Linked DNA regions of Homo sapiens: region 2 is linked to region 1. The links are chromatin loops, found by intact Hi-C in ENCODE. Cell type or tissue: PC-9. All regions are shown on one strand. Links, peaks and the distances in the headings refer to the core of each region. The heading gives the core; the rest is flanking DNA. Region 1 holds the start of LINC01116 (long intergenic non-protein coding RNA 1116). Region 2 holds the start of LOC124907910 (a long non-coding RNA gene).

Region 1 (8,339 bases), core at 322-8,321:
TCAGCCTCCCAAGTAGCTGGGACTACAGGCGCCCGCCACTACGCCCGGCTAATTTTTTGTATTTTTTTAGTAGAGACGGGGTTTCACCGTTTTAGGATGGAGTTTTTAATAGGGGGTGTTGCACATTCCTTAGAATAACTCACAGGCTCCTTAGCTTCCTCTTTTGGGGTTCTGTACATATTTGTTTCAGGGGTACAGAATGAATCACATGGCTACAGCAGAGCACTCTTGCATGACTCTTGCTTACTCATTAAAGAAACTCGTACATGAATCAAGGCTTTCCTTATGGTCTCAGGCTGTTCTTCATTCCCTGAAATGGTCAGAACACCCATCAAGTATCTTGGAAGAATGCATATCTTTAAAGGCCATAAAGAAAGAACGTTTGGTTAAAAGGAAAAACTGCTCTGCCACCCACTTGTCTGAGTTCTCCTTTCTTCATCTTTAATCAATATGTACATCTGTTCACTTGATGTTTTAATACTAGTTGAGGTAAATTCAGCTTCATCATGTTTTTCCACAGAGGGGAAAAAAGTAACCCTGACTTTTCCTCTGGGCCTTTTCAAATATCTACATGTAGTGGTGGAATGAGCGGAGGACAGGAAAGACCCTGGGAGGCAGGCCTGTGTCTCACCCCACTGGGCCTAGTATTCCAACCACCGCACAAGACTAATTCAAGAATAATAGGCCTGGGTTCCAGCCTTAATCATTTCCATTTTCATTATGGTTTACACATTAATTGTAAATGACCAGATTGATTAGGGACTCTTTAAAGCCAAACAGATTGGGAGGCAGTGCAGGGTAGTGCTAACTGTATATGTTTGACATTTCCATAGACCTGGACTAAACATCCAGACCTGTCATTTACTAGCTGTGTGACCTTGGGAAAGTCACTAGGCTTCTCTGAGCCTCATATTTTCCTTACCTATACAATAGGGATTGTAACTACCTGTATGAAAATTAGTGTGAATAAAATGAAACAATGTATGGAAAAGATTTCGCATAGTGCCTGTAACCATCGTTTATTGAATAAAAGACTGTAATGCATACTGCTCTGATATGTGTGGCATACTGTCTTACCAATTGTCTATTACTTATGTACAAAGCACTGTGGTAAGTGCTATAGAGACCCCTCAAAATTTCGGATGCTCTTTTCTCAAAAGCTTTATAACCCAATTGTTAATCAAGAAGACAACATAGAAATCCGTAGAAAAAGTAAAATTGCAGTTGGATAAAACTTCTCTTGGAGTGCTGCCCACTCTCAGTAGTCAAGTCCACACCTGAGGCTGAGAGTGCTTCAGTCATTGCTTCATGGGTCACACCTGAACCAACTAGGGCACTCAATGAAATAACATCCAATATTCATCCAACAAATATTGATTGACCTACTATGTGCCAGGCACTGTGCTAGGTGATGGATATGTCAGTCTTCCAGGAGTTTGTTTTAAGAAGCACTCAGGGTCTGTTTTAAGCATTTCATATGAATTAACTCTTTAAACTTTTCAACAAAACTAGGAGGGGGGGACTAGCATCAGTCTCATTCTACAGATGAAAAAACTAATCACAGAGAGGTTATATAACTTGTCCAGGGCCACACAGTAATAGACAGCAGAACTGGATTGGAAACAAGCAAAGTGGTTCTAGGGTCTGCCCTGGTATCACCAATACCTTACTGCTTTGTAACAGCACGTTTTCTTATGAGGAGACCATTGCATGCTTCTGGTGTGGCTCCTTTACTCCTGTTTTTGAAGATCGATTCTCTAGATGAAAAGATTGAGGCTTCACTCTTTTCTTTCCTTTCATCACTGAAGACTTGAGAAGGGACTGTGAAGTCGGTGTGGACACTAGTTAGCCCTCCATTAACACAGCTGTGTGCCATCAGTTACCATATTTAAGCCAATCTCTTGGAGTTTTGAATAAGAGTTAAAAACATACTTTGATGCATTAAATGGATCTGCCTTGGGGAGGTTTACTTCATAATTGAACACAATAGATTTTTAACTTGAAAGCTACTGCAGGCTTTTAAGTATTATTTAAATTGTCCCAGACACAAATTACTCATAAAATTGAACTGTCACTTCATAGCAGAATGAAAATTAATATGTTCCTCTTGATTCCTGAACTTGAGCATAAATTCCCTTATGCAAAACACTCTGGAATTTGGAGAGCTAACATCAGAACCTTTTTCTCTGCTCCGTCTCATATCTTGTGTCTCATGTGGTAAAAGGCAAAGAAAACAAGCCGTCAGTAGTAAGCAGAATGAAGGAAGAATATTTAGTCAGGGCCTAACATCACTTTCTTTCCTAGTTCTTTAACTGTTAGAGAAATAATTTGAAAAAGAGAAAGAAAAACTGACTCATATTTGCAAATAGAAAATACCAGAAAAGGAGATAAATGGCTGCCCAAATGATCTCAGGACATAATTATTTTTAAGGTAGGACTGCAGTCCTTCGTAAGCTCTTTTCAGAATCTAGGCCATCACAGACACACAGAAGACTATTAGACCAGGTGCTAAATTTTGTCCATGGTTAGCAAACGACATACAAAAAACTAAACTGCTTCCTTGAAGTTGAAATCAAAGAGCATCATGAGCAGCCTTATGTATTTCTGAATGGGAGAGAACACACGTGTGATGGAGGCAATCCAGAGAGAGGCGCGCTTCCCAGAGGCTGTTTTAAACAGTGACAGATTACAAAATCCTAATGTGATATGTTGGAACATGAAACACACACACACACTTGCTTGTGAAAAACCCTGCTGAAATCCTTAAAAGCCAAAGTTTAGAAGAACACGTGCTATGGATACACCAACAGTAATTTCAAAATCACTCTGTTTATGAGTCCATTCCTCACCTCTTTTATCACTTTGACACACTCTTTAGGAAATAACAGAGAAAGAGAAATATGAAGCTGAAGACAGAAAATTTAATTATAAAACAAAGCCACCCACCTTGCTTTCAGGGTCAGGAGGTACAATGGCCTTCTTTTGCAGCAAGAATGAACTTAACACCCGTGTGTTAAATGATCACGTATCTATTTAAAAGAAAAGGAAATGTTTTTTAAAAGAAATGAAAGCTATATTCTCAGTCCTTCCTATAGCCAAGTCTTACCAAAAAATAAAAATAAAAGCAGTGTACTGTGGCTCTCTGGCACAAGGCAGAAAGCCGAGTCCTTAAGTCACTATTCCCCGGTTTCGCAAAACAAAATAAAACCAAAAAGCAACAGCAAAAGGTGTTTGGCAGGTGGGAAAGGGCCTTAAAACACCTTGTGCCCTCCTGGGTCCCTCCCAATGCCTTCAGTGTGGGCTGTGGAAACAACACCGCTCAACACCAAAGTCACCATCGGCAGTTTAAATGCCACAAAAGTACACTTAGAAATGAGAAGAAAGTGGGGCCGGGCGCGGTGACTGACATGGATATGTACAGCCAACCCCACTGCCACTAGAACAGTCTTAAATGCCCACACAAGGAGTATAAAAAGAAAAGCACATTTTGCAATAGAATAAATTCTTTTTTTTTTTTTTTTTTTTTTTTTTTATTGAGACCGCGGAAAGTCACATGACCCTGCATGTAGCCTTTTAGGAAAGCAACCGAAATGGTAAAGCCAGGAGCCGGGGCTGCCTGCTTCCTCCTGCAGCCTTTCAGCCCGTCCTGTCGCGCGTCCACATTCTTCTGGGCGCATCTGTGGAGCTATTAAGTGGGATAATCCCTCTGGCCTTTGATACATTTCTGGACATGATTATTTCATTACTCGCAGTATATCAGTAGGATCATAATAAAAAGGACTTCTGACAACCTGCCAAGAGTTTTGTGGCCTTGTAAACACAAAAGTGCTCTAATAAAATTTTATTAAGTGTTAAAAAGTCATAAAAAGTGAAATAACATAAACTACAAAATTTACTGTCCTCAGCAAATCCTGAAAATATCTTCCACAGTAAAATTAAATTAGCATGTAATAGACAGAGAAGCAGTGTGGAGTGGATTTAAAAGAGGATCCAGGGAAAATGACACTGTAACCCAATCAGGGTCACGGGGATTTAATTCGGATTTTCCCCCTTAAATGTGGATAAATGTGCTGATTACAGACGAGAGCTCCGGGGTTACTGGAGTCTCACACATTGTCAATACTTCGGAAGAAATAATATATTGCAGATTGTAACGAGCACGGGGAGCCAGCGAAAGGCAGGGCGTCCACTAGGGCGCGCTGAGAGACCGGGAATCCCCGCAAGGGCGCCCGCGCCGCCCGCCACCCGCCGCCGCGCGCACGCCGCGCCCTCGCCCACCTCCAAATAATATTTACAGTTAGGGTTTTTTTTTTTTTTTTTTTTTTTTTTTTTGCTCTCGCCCGTGACATTTTCTCCAAATCGGAAGAAAATCAAGTGTATGTCGAGCTTTGCCGCAGGCAGCCCTTGGTCTCCGCTTTCAGATTCGGGGTCCGGGAGCGGAGCGCCCTGCCCGCGGCGGTGCTAAACTCTGGGGCCAGGGTGTGGCCCTCAGCGAGCGCCCTGGGACTGGCCGCCCCGCCGAAGGATGCCGAGGATCGGGCAAGGCCGGCGTCCGGTCTGCGCGGGGCGCGGGTGCTCTCCGAAGGCCGCGAGCCACGGGCCTCGCTGCGGGTTCAAGTGCGTCCGGGTTTGGACGTCGCGGCTCCAGGAGTGTGCTCTCTCTCCTGCCCATCCCCTCCCCGGAGTTCAGCGCATCCGGGGCCCCGGGGACCCCTCTTCCCGGCCCTCCTGGCCGCGCTGGCCCGCCCGCATGGGGCCGAGGTTCCTGGCCGACGCGCGAGGGCGCGGGCGGGTACCGGGTTCCCGTTTTTCCCAGGCCCCGATCCCCGCCCACGCACGAGGCCCCCGGCCCACGCACGAGGCGCCCACGCCCATCGTGGAGGCTCCGCCTGGAAAAGAAGTCCGACTTCCTCTCCAAGCTGCTCCGAGGGGAATGGGGAATCGGCAGGAAATGACCCGAACTGCCAGCCTGCGCCTTTGCAGCCGGCCCTCGCTTTGCTGAAGACGAGCAGCTCCCACCAAAGTCTTGCCTCCCCTTACCCCGAAAGCCCCGCTCAGGTTTGTAAAGAGGGGTGCGAGATCTGAAAAGTATTTGTCTTCTAGGGAGAGAGATGTTGGTAAGGGGCCCAGAGAAAGACGGGTCCTTTTTAGCTCATCAACGCGCCACGTCTTGCTTTGCAGCTCCAAAATGATGCCAGCGCTGCTGTCCGAAGGGTCAATATTAATGCGTTAAGTGAAATGGGAAATAAATGGACAGTGGCACATTTCGTGGCATCATTTTTACAAGGGGATGTCGAAAGTTTTAAGCTGCATTTAAGAATTAGCCACATCTTGCCTGAAAGTTAATATTTTTTGATAAACTCGTTAATAAAGCCTAGAAGAGGTAAGTTAAAGTTAGTTACCACGTAGATCCTCCAGTCTCTTGTAGAGACTTGCGCAGGTTACTAGGATGAGGACGAGTTGTATTTTTAATTTTCTAGACTAAGTGCAAAGGCATTGAGTTTTGAGGTGGCAGGGTTAATGTTCAAGGGCAAATGGAACCGCCAAGGATCTCTTGAAAAGAATTCACTTACTATTAATACTTAAGCCTGAAATAATTATAATTAATTTACAGTGGGAATTATATGCCCATGTTTTAGACTTTTTTGTTATATTAGCTATATGAAAAGGGATGTTCTTTAGTGATTAAAAGAAAAAACCACCTGTTTATTGTCATTTGCAATTTGAAATAGCCGACAGCAGTAAGGCTAGCTACAAAAGCTAACAAGTCAACTTCAGTGTGGTTTGACATTTACTGTCAAAGCTTTGAGCTCTAAGAAAAACAGAATTTAAAATAATGTATATAAATAATAAAATTTCATTGTGACTCAATGTCCCTGCCCCTGGAGAAGGGACAGATGACACTCAGTGACTGGCTTGGAACCATTCCCCCTGCAGATGCATTTGCGGATACAGTGGGCCAGGGCTGCCTCTGAGTATGTACAGCAAGTGCTTATGGACTTACAGAAACAAATGTTTTACTATTTAGGATTTTCTCAATAGTTTACACTAAAAGTTTTGCATGTAGAAATGTGGGATAAATATTTCTTTGAAAGGAAAAGTTTCGAAAGGAAACTTTATACTTGTATTTTTTTGTGTGTTCACATTTCTAAGTTCATCTGTCTTTCAAAAAACAGATTTTCATAAATATTAAAATATTGCAAGTATTATTTTTAATTCTTTTGAGTGCCATGTTTGCTGTAAGTAGTTTTTTCTTTTAAGTAAGATTAATATAATCCTGTCTAAGGAGTTTAATAGAGAGAACAGGATTTCCAAGCCTATAAATGCAGTCTATATAAAATAGTGGGATCAAAGTTTTTTGTTAAGAAACTTGAGAATTTATACATTTTAAATGAAGATAGAAGCACGTTTTAAAAGTAGTTTTTCCACACCATTTCCCTCCCCCCAAAAGAATTCAGAAACTATATTCCATAGTCTAAAAATGGCATAATCAGATGTAAAAATTATTACCATAATATATAGTTTTCTCAAGATGGTGGATACTTTTTAATATATTATGAAGAGTTATATTCTCAGCCCACTGTGTGTTTGAGGGAATGGAAAAGACAAGATGTTTCTAAACATATTTTACTACTGAAATCCATAAGACTATTAAGCTGTGCAGGTAATTGTGTTCTAAGTGGTAGAAGTATTTTTCCAACTGCTTTTTAAACTTTGAAAAATTTATATGTATTTTAATTAGCACTTTTCTTTTAAAGGTTCCAAATATTTAGCTATATCAGCTATGTGATAAAAATTATTGGAATTTGTTCCCTACTACTTTCTGCATAAACAATTGAGAAATATTTTATACTAATCTTTTTATATACAGGGGATAAATTTGAACATGTGTCTTGTTGGTGTAATAAACAATCCAAATTCATTTCTTTCTTGAAAACTTGGCATCGATCTTCATCTTATTTTTTATGCACACAATTTGGACATGCCAGTTTGTAGGCAAGTTTTAAGACAGTGCAAGTTTTATGTGGAAGAATGTATATTAAGGAATGAATAGCTAATAGCCAAAATTAAATCAGGAGGTGTGGCATTCACTCCTTTGGATGATTATTTTAAAGATAGTTTTGCACTCAGGAAGGATTTTCTTATGCTCTGTATTTATGAATATCTAAATTATCCTGCCTTGCAACTTCAAAACTCAATAACCAAATACCAAATTTATGTATTTTCAGTGTGACTAAGGCTAGGAATATGAGAAGCAGATTGGTTTTATAAAAGAAAGCAAGCATTTACAATTGTATTTTAAAATATAATCCTAATTTCAGTTTCTGACAGAAATCTTGTGGTCAGCTCATCAGTTTTTCAGATCAGTTTCTAAATAGCATATAAAAACTACCTTTTCCACATCAGAAGTTCATATTTAGGTTTCCTTAACTGCAAAATCACTTTAAAAGAGAGTGTTTTATGTGAAGGGCCATTTCATGTGTTGGTTCCATCGATTACATATGAATGTATAAAAATCTTGTTTAAAGACCAGTAAAAGTGAGGAAATTCCAAGTCAGGCTGGCTAATTCCATTCATAATTCATCCCGAGTACCTGACTGAGGAAACTTGCAAACAGTTTATAGCTATACATACAAAATAAGTTGACGTGCTTTGTAAGCTGGAAGCAGAGTTAAGTTTGACCTCCCTGCTTGGAAGGTCTTAAATTAATAAAATTATGGAATATGGTTAAGCTTTTCAGTTTCCCAAGAATTTTCCAATATCGATGCTTTTTGGATTTTTGCATTTTGAAAATGTAAGCATGGAAGGACAACTTCTTTTGTGCTGAGATGAAGTTAGCTTTTACCCATCCATTTCCTTCCCACTTAACACATTTGTTCAGTAATTCTTCGAGTGCTGGGGGACAGAGGCCCTGCCTTGAGAAAAGCATATGCCATTTCTCTGCCCCCTTCAACCATCCCCACCCCCAGCCCTCCCTTTATTTCAAGCCAGTTGGACAAGTATTTAGCATTGACACATGTTTCAAACTGCTGCATCCACAGCCCTAGGTAGTTTTGGGGATTGGCAGGAAATCCATCTAGACTTTGCCTTCTGAGCTGGGTAAAACTACTAGGAAGTCCTATGCCTTGATATTGTGGCACTTCTAGGCTGTCTTTCCAATTTTAAGCAATCCATCAGTTGTTTTCTAAGACTGCACTGTAGACTGATGCCTTCTCTTAGTTTTGATGTTCAGAAGATTTTTTAAACATGTTCATAGATTTCTTAAACATTCTGAGTAATTGTAATTTTAAACTAGACTAATTTTAGGGTTGAAAACTGTCCCAGAGAGAGTCCTTACA
Region 2 (8,339 bases), core at 207-8,206, 56 kb after region 1:
AATTTGCATTAAACATTTTATTTAAAATGTCTATTTTTAAAGAAAATATAGGATTTAATGTGTATTGGCATGAATGGAGAATTAGAATTAGCCCAAAATACACATTAAATCCAAGTTTTTGGAGGAGAGAGCATAAAGATTTTTTAAAATCTATTTCTCCTTCCTTCGACCCCCATCAAAATTTTATTTAATTCTTCACAGAGCACAGCGAGTAGATTTCTGCTTCTTCGCCCTTTTAATGCGTTCAACTTGGTTTTAAGCACGCATCAGAAAGCAGCTCATGATGAAAGCCTTTTGTTGTCTGCAGACAGAAATGTCAGAAACTTAGCCCTGGTCAGTGCAAGGTATAAAAGAACTCCCCCTAATGCCATCTGTCCTTCAAGATCAAGTTCTGCACAGCTGCATACCCGAGATGGCCTGGGATCACCTGGGTAACCTCTGGGTGATGTTCATATTTGAGATGTGACCTAAGATGGGGAAGAAAGGGGAGAAATAGCAACATGATACTTAACAGATTCTGGCCCAAGCGATCACACATTTTGCTTCCTGCAACTCATAAATCCATTATCTTCAAACTGGGCTGCTCACATTGCAGGCATTCCTCTTTAACAGCTGCAAATGATAAGCTTTACTCTATATAGCTTTCTTTAAAGTACTTTAGAGATATGATTAACCTATATATATACATATATATATATATATACACACATACATATATATTTTATGATAGTCCCTATTTTTTCTGTTTGTCTATAAAAGATGTAGAGATATCAGTGGCCCATTGTTTTTTATTGACCCTATGAATGGGTCCTTCAAAGCTTCCCCATTCTACAGAGACTCTAATTTCAGTAATGAGACCATATCTTAAAAAATAAACTTTTTAAAATTATAGAGCTGGATCACCCACTACAATTTACCATTCTACTATTACTCAACCTGAAAAAAAGAAGGAAATCCTGCCATTTGCAACAACATGGATGAACTTTGAGGACATTATGCTACGTGAAATAAGCCAGGCACAGAAAGACAAATACCAGATGATTTCACTTATATGTGGAATCTAAAAAAAAAAAAAAAAAAGTCAAACTTCTAGTAGCAGAAAGTAGAATGTTCACTACCAGGGGCTGAGGGGTGGAGGGACTGGGAAGATATTGGTCAAAGGGTACAAGCCTTCAGCTGTAAGGTGAGTTAAGTATTGGAAACTTAATGTATAGCTTGTTGACTATAGTTAATAATAATATATTATATATTTGAAATTTGCTGAGAGTAGATTTTCCAGTTTTCTCATCACACACACACACAGACACAGACACACACAAAAGGTAATGATGGAAGATTATGTATGTGTTAATTAGCTTGATTGTGGTAATTATTTCACAATGTATACATATATCAAAACATCATATTACATCCCCTAAATGAGTACAATTTTTATTTATCAATCATACTTCAATAAAGCTGGGAAAAAATAATAATTTACTCTTCTATTTTTCCCCACGGAGAGAAATTTTTTACCTAGACATTCTGTTACAACCAAGAATTTTTAGAAAAAGAAATGTGCGAGAACTAGTTTCTCACAGTGCTTGGGTAAGGTCAGCACATATTGATATCCAAGGACAATATTTAGATACAATTGTTTTCATAACTTTTAGGTAAAAAAAAATAATAAAACCAACAGAGTTCTCCTTTTCCAATCTGTTAAATAATCATAGAATCATAATCACTTAACTTGGTGGAGAGTCTACAGTAACATACTCAAGCCAACTCACAACTGGCTGGCAAGAGCCAATGTGTACCTGTCTTCCCAATGCCTTACTCAGCAATAGAAGGTTGGTAGTTTCAAATCTGCTATGATGTGAGTATTTACACCTTGAACACTGGCAAATGCTTCCCTCCCTATCCCGACTCCCAGGAACTGGCTGTTAAATATTTACCAGCACACCACAACTTCAGCAGAACTGTGTCCAGCCTTGGACTCCAATGCTGGTGAGTTATTTCTGGGAATTCCAATCATCAAGAAGCATTAAATACTTAAGAGTGACTATTGTGCTCAGCCGTAAATAGATATGGATGAGTAACATAGAGCAGGGGAAAAATGCAAATGATTATGCTTGTTAAACTAGTTTTAATAAAACCGCCTTCTCATTCAATATAACAACTACTATTAAACAGGATAAATTCAACCTCCCGCAACAGTGACTGCCAGCAAGGGACTCTGAGAAGTGTGGAAAAATTGAGAATAAAGAATCCTCTGAAAATAGCCTTTCTTAATAAAAATAAAAATATTGCTACTATGTGTGTTTGCTCTTTTCTTTCCTCTGAAGAAAAAAAATTACCTCACACATTAATACAAAAATGAAAACAAAAACACCAAGAATCTTTCCATATGTTTTATATTAGTAGAAAAACTTTCAGAAAAAAAGTTGTTAACTAAAGTGGGTTTACATTTTACTCATCATCATTCATTCTGCTTACTTGCCTATTTTGCCATTCTTGACTTTCAGTGTTACACATCCTTCCAGGAAAGTTTAGTAGTAAAACCATGGAGGGAGTTTAGCTTTTATTGATTCTGAAAGAACAATATAACAAGATACTGACAATAACAAACAGATACGAAATTGTTTCAGCCTGGAAACAATTGCAGCCATATAACCCTTGGTGGCCTGTTTTTTATGAACTTTTATTTTTCTCTCCACAATGACTAGCACGGGAACTATCACCCATCCAATCTAGCAGCTTCTCATTGCTCAGGAAATGGTTAAGCTACTGCAGGTCAGCCCGGCACGCCCCGGTAATGCTTTGATTTGTTTCTCACACAAAACCAATTTGAGTCATTTATTTTACTAACAACTCCCAACAGAATCAAGGCACTGGACGAGTCTCTTTTTAAGATAAATTTACCCTCACACTTGACTTTGTCAAGAGAAGGTTTCCTCTGAGAAGGATATAGATTTCATGGATTTTCGTTAAGTATCTGTAGAGCCTTTACTTAATATTAAGGAATTGAACAATTTAGCTATTTTTTTAAGCAACCACACAATCCCAGTCTGGCTTAAATTAATACTGTTTCTGACACATAAAAGTTTGACTCAGAAAATCTCTGGGGTAAACAATCCAAATGTAATAATTACTCCAAATGCTTCTAACCACAGAACAGGAGAACGTGCCTCCTTGAGTCTTGATTTCAGTCAGTCAACAAATATGCAATGGATTCCTTTACACAGGTGATCTTGTAATTGGTGCTATATAAGTTATTCTTATTTGAAGGTTGCAAATATTTTGTCTTCCAAAACAGAGCCTCCAAGGAAAAAAAATCAAACAGTTAACAGTATACTTCTCAAATAACAGCTCTTGTTTCAAAATGGGTGATTCATAGTTGAGTCAGCGTCTGCTTGCTGGAGGGTCACTGTAGGAGCAGCCAGGAGGGAGGATGACTTCTCTGGTGATGCTACTGCCCCTCCAGAGTTATCTTGAAGCTAACTAGCCAGTGGCTTCAAACCACATACATCTGAATGAGCAAGATTTTTGGTGATGGTTGAAGAAGAGAAAGGAGGAGGAAAAGAGGAAGGAGACCAATAAATTTCTGGACTTTGAGATTAAAATTATAATCTTTATTTTGTATTCCAATTTTAAAGTGAACTAAGTTTGCCACAAGCCACCCTCAAACAGTAAGCACACCAGCCTGCATCAAGTCATTAACCTTTTAGAACCCACTCAAGGCAATGTAGTGTGACTTTATTAATGAATAATATGGTCTATAAAAGCTAACAAACACAGACACTTGCTATGATTCATCAAATTTAATATTCCATCAAACCTTTCAGTTTAAAGACCAATGATGTTTTTAAAGAATACCAGAACCCCAAAATGGAAGTCCTGTGCTCCAATTAAACTTAATGCATCAAAAAATAAAATCCATAAGAATTTATTGCTAGGTCAAAATTTTGAGTAAACAAACAATAAAAGAAATAACTGCTATGCAACATGAATTATAACTCCAGAAAATATTATTGAAACTGCAGACAACCAAGAGATGTAGTCCTTGAAAACAGCCTTGCTATTTAAGGCACACATTGTCTGTTGTGTTGCTAGGAGGCAAAAGACCCTATCGTAAAACAGCTGGGCTTCTTGTTCCAGGCAAAGGCAAATTCCACAATCAGAAACCGAATTAGAAACTTCTAGAATTCTTGCAGTCTTTTACTTACTGACATTCATACTTTGGAAATCCATACTTATGTGCCTGACTTTTCTATAAGATCCCTTTTTGTAGAATTACAATGTACACATTTTCCCATGGATATTTTATAAGCTGTCTTACAAAAAGACAGCTTGTCTTGTTGACTTTTGGTGCCCATCTGCAAGGATTCCTGGACAAAGTTTTCAAATGTAGTTTTGATTTAGAGATGCCTTTTTTCATGTTTTTCTCTTTTAAATATGTATGTGCTCTAGTATAAGCGGAAAAAATGATGCAGGAGAATTTTAGTGGTCTAGTCTGGCTTCATTTGATCTTCTGCTCAAAATCTAGGTCATGGTCAGGGCCTGATACATGCCAAAAATTAGTAGAGTTCCAAGGAAACATATTCACAGAGCCTAAGGTCCTTTTGTGGACAAAGAAAGAGGCCTATAAATTATGTCACCAGGCCAATCTGCCATGTCATCAAAGAATAATCCGAGTGGATTATTATCTTTTTCTCTTCAATTCATTCTGTAGATGTCTTAAGTGCTTTGCAAACTTTATTCCTCTTTATCTGGCTGTCAGATAGGTTATCTCTCATTTTACGAATGAAAGATCAGACACAGTGAAATTAACTGATGAGCTGAGGCTCCGATTAAACCAAATCAGGAGGCTACTGACATTAGGATCTTCCTATCAGTCAGAATGACATTTCTGAGCTCCTGGAATAGAGAATACCAGGTTATGTGAAATTTACTTGGTTCAGTTCTTTCTCGCAAACACATTGTTCATGGTGCCAAGTTCTCAAACATATTCCAAAACAGAGAATATGTGCATGTTCCTAGGTTTTTTAAAAATACATAACATAGAATATAGGAGATATTTTAACTGACATGGGAAATGAAAAACTACTATGTTACCACTGTGAAATGTGAATAATTCACTTATATCATCTGAGATTTGTGCTGCAAATTGGCTCATGAATTGTAGGATAACCATAACAAAATAGTGTCCATATGACAAAAAGTGGATCAATTTTAAAAATTTAGCTATATGTCAATCTCTCTTAGAAAGAAAAAGAAGGCTACATTTCTGGTGAAAATTAGACTTATGTATAGAGAAAGTGTCTGATATGATTCAAAAATCATAGCATTTATGCTTAGCTAGAACTTTCAAAGACATATTCAAACCATTCATCTTAGAGTTGAAGTTGCTAAATTCTGAGAGTTTAGACAACTTAATTAATTTCTACCACCCTATTCAAGGCCACAGTTGACATAACGAAGTTCAACCCTTTCATTTCAATGGTAAATGGGCCTCAATGAGGGAAAAGGGTTGAGCTAGTCACATTCTAAGCTCCCTTGCAGCTCTAACATCTGACTAGTTATTACCTCTTCTCAGGGAATACCCATGTCCCCTATTCCCATTGGGTGTTCTATCCATCCTTATCTTGTCCCTTAAACATTGAGAAACAGATGCATATCAATGTGTAGGGTACATTGCAAGCCACGTTTTTGTGAACTCTGGAGATTGTTGGTGGGGATTTTTGTTAGAAGGGACCAAGGAAACCCCAGAAACCTAGAGCACGACTCTTGTACTTTTAAAGGAAACAAGAAGACCATGGGAACAACCACTGGATGGCTCTGTGAAGCCTGGTGACAGAGTGGGGTGAGATCCCTGAATCTGCATGGTGGCCATGGTGGCAAGTGTCCATAGCCTCCCACGTGTTCCTGGGTGAGCCTCAATACTTGGGCTCCATTCACACCTGTAGGCCTTACTCCCACAGATGCAGCCAAGAACTTGACATTTTGGCCAAAGATGGAAGGATGGGGCAGCTACTCGAAGCCAGGAATATAGAGGTGGAGAGGAATGAGAGTTGTAGAAGATCCTGTTTTAGGAACTGACTGAGCATGCTCTCATACACAGCTGTGAGTCCTCACAAAATGCATTATAACATGCTGGCCTAGGAATGAGAAACCCAGAGGGCTTGTGTTTCCTTCATGTAACCATTATTTAATGCAACACTGTGCTCAGGACTGCAGATGCAACAGTGAGCAAAACCCAACAAGGTCACTACAGGCTTGTCACTTGTCTTTACTGGGCAAAGCTGCTGTACAATAAACTCATTCAACACAGCAGCAGACTCAGGAGTGTTTTGTCCTGAGCTCATCTTTGCCCAGAAATTCAGCACCCCTTTTGACTCTACACTCCAGAAATACTGAACTAGAACAGTTCTCCAAACTCTTCAATCTTCTCTTTGCTCTTACTTTTCTTTCTCACCACAACTATCTTCCTACTCCCTCTTTCCTGGTCAATTCCTTTGGATCCCTTCTTAGATACTCAGGAATCTCTTTTCCTTCAACCTCCACCCGGATGGAGCCTGGTGCCCTCATGTGTGCTCCTAGGCACCCCAGGCCTCTCTTATGGGAGCCTTCACTTGCCTCCTGCTCAGCGGGCTCCTTCACTGGGCCCTAAGCTGCATGAGGACAATGTTCCTCCTGTAATTCCTGCTATTTTATAGCCTGGCATTAGCACAGGATCTGGCCACAGGGTCCAAAGGTAAACTGTATTTCAATGGAATTGGCTTTCTTTGTAATCCTGTGTATTTTATTTAATGCTTTAAAAAACGTTCTGAGTAGGCATCCGTAGGTTTCATCTGGCCGCCGAAGGGGTTTATAGTGCAAACAAACTTAATAACATCTGCTAGATGCTCAGTAAATATATTACAAATGAGTAATCAGAAAAATGAATGAAAGAACAAATGAAATGAAAGAAACTCCTCATTGCCCAGCAAAAAAGAAGCTTGACTCCAGGTCTGACATGGTGAGAACCTGTCCACACGAACATGATTTTAATCCACAAGATGGTGGCATGAAATTGCAGAAAAGGTTCACCATTTCTTGGATACCCAATATATTTGTGTCCTGTGGAAAACTCTGTTGGTTGCCTACTCTACCACAAGTCCCCTCCCCTTTCTTCCATACTAACAAGACTGCCTCCTATTATAGCACTAAAACAGCCAACACCCTTTGTGGTGTGTTATGGCCATGGGACCCAGTTCTGGTCCATATGATGTAAGCAGAAGCCCCAGAGGCTTCTGGGATATATGTCCTTCTCTGACAAGCAGAGAGTGATCTTGGAAAGAAGCCTTCTTTACCACCCTGCCTTTGAACACAACTTTGTGACTGTGTGAAGTCTAGGACTATGGTGTCCATCTTATGTCCAAGATGCAGTAAGTCTGAGGATGAAAAGAAAACATGCTGAGCATGGGGAAGTAGAAATGGAGAAAGACCCTGGGTCCCCAATAACCTGATTAAATCACAAAATCATCTATGAAATTCCCATCCCAAACATCTTATGTAAGAGATTCTTAAATTACTTACTATCTTCCCATCTTACACAGCAACACAACCCAATGACAAATTTTCCTACCATGGGATTCAGGGCAATGATACTGAATCAGTTAAGGATACAACTTCCCGTTTTCAGTTATCAGCTAACACTTCCCTCAGCAAAGTTCAGATTCACTCAACAACTATTTTATCCCTAGAATACACCAGGCAGAAAAAAGGAGTGTTGGCTGTGTATTGGGGAAATTATTTTATGATATGATAGTCACTATCACCAGCAGACCTTCTGGAAGAACTTCTTTGTGTCTAACTATCCTGAGCAATAAAGTGATAGGCCAGTCTGGATTTAAAGCAGTGTGCACAACACATATGTTTATTGTGGCACTATTCACAATAGCAAAGACTTGGAACCAACCCAAATGCCCATCAATGATAGACTGGATTAAGAAAATGTGGCACATATACACCATGGAATACTATGCAGCCATAAAAAAGGATGAGTTTATGTCCTTTGTAGGAACATGGACGAAGCTGGAAACCATCATTCTCAGCAAACTATCGCAAGGACAGAAAACCAAACACTGCATGTTCTCACTCATAGGTGGGAATTGAACAATGAGAACACCTGAACACAGGAAGGGGAACATCACACACCGGGGCCTGTTGTGGGTGGGCGGAGAGGGGAGGGATAGCATTAGGAGATATAACTAATATAAATGATGAGTTAATAGGTGCAGCACACCAACATGGCACATGGATACATATGTAACAAACCTGCACCTTGTGCACATGTACCCTAGAACTTAAAGTATAAT

What was found. Hi-C counts contacts between places; a loop is a spot of excess contacts. Peaks named below come from ENCODE experiments on the same cell type or tissue, not always from the same donor. Only the 100,000 strongest peaks of a DNase experiment are listed, where the experiment ranks them.
Region 2: it touches region 1 in a loop (4-fold over the local background); 4 of 110 quality-filtered maps call a loop at or near these places.

What each region holds. Positions count from the first base shown.
Region 1 is chr2:176,634,181-176,642,519 of GRCh38, reverse strand. It overlaps LINC01116 (long intergenic non-protein coding RNA 1116), which reads left to right and starts at 4,911. Exons shown (of 5, transcript NR_188023.1): 1 at 4,911-5,058. LINC01117 (long intergenic non-protein coding RNA 1117) reads right to left here and starts at 4,766. Exons shown (of 4, transcript NR_110599.1): 1 at 4,512-4,766; 2 at 2,947-3,029. RefSeq lists silencers at 198-287, 4,252-4,301 and an enhancer at 3,577-4,091. In PC-9, for the core only: CTCF peaks have their summits at 3,977 and 4,179 (motif pointing right); no DNase peak of the experiment used is centred there; H3K4me3 peaks cover 721 bases.
Region 2 is chr2:176,578,161-176,586,499 of GRCh38, reverse strand. It overlaps LOC124907910 (a long non-coding RNA gene), which reads right to left and starts at 951. Exons shown (of 2, transcript XR_007087314.1): 1 at 408-951. In PC-9, for the core only: no CTCF peak of the experiment used is centred there; DNase peaks (open chromatin) are centred at 2,799 and 3,319; H3K4me3 peaks cover 1,179 bases; H3K27ac peaks cover 2,472 bases.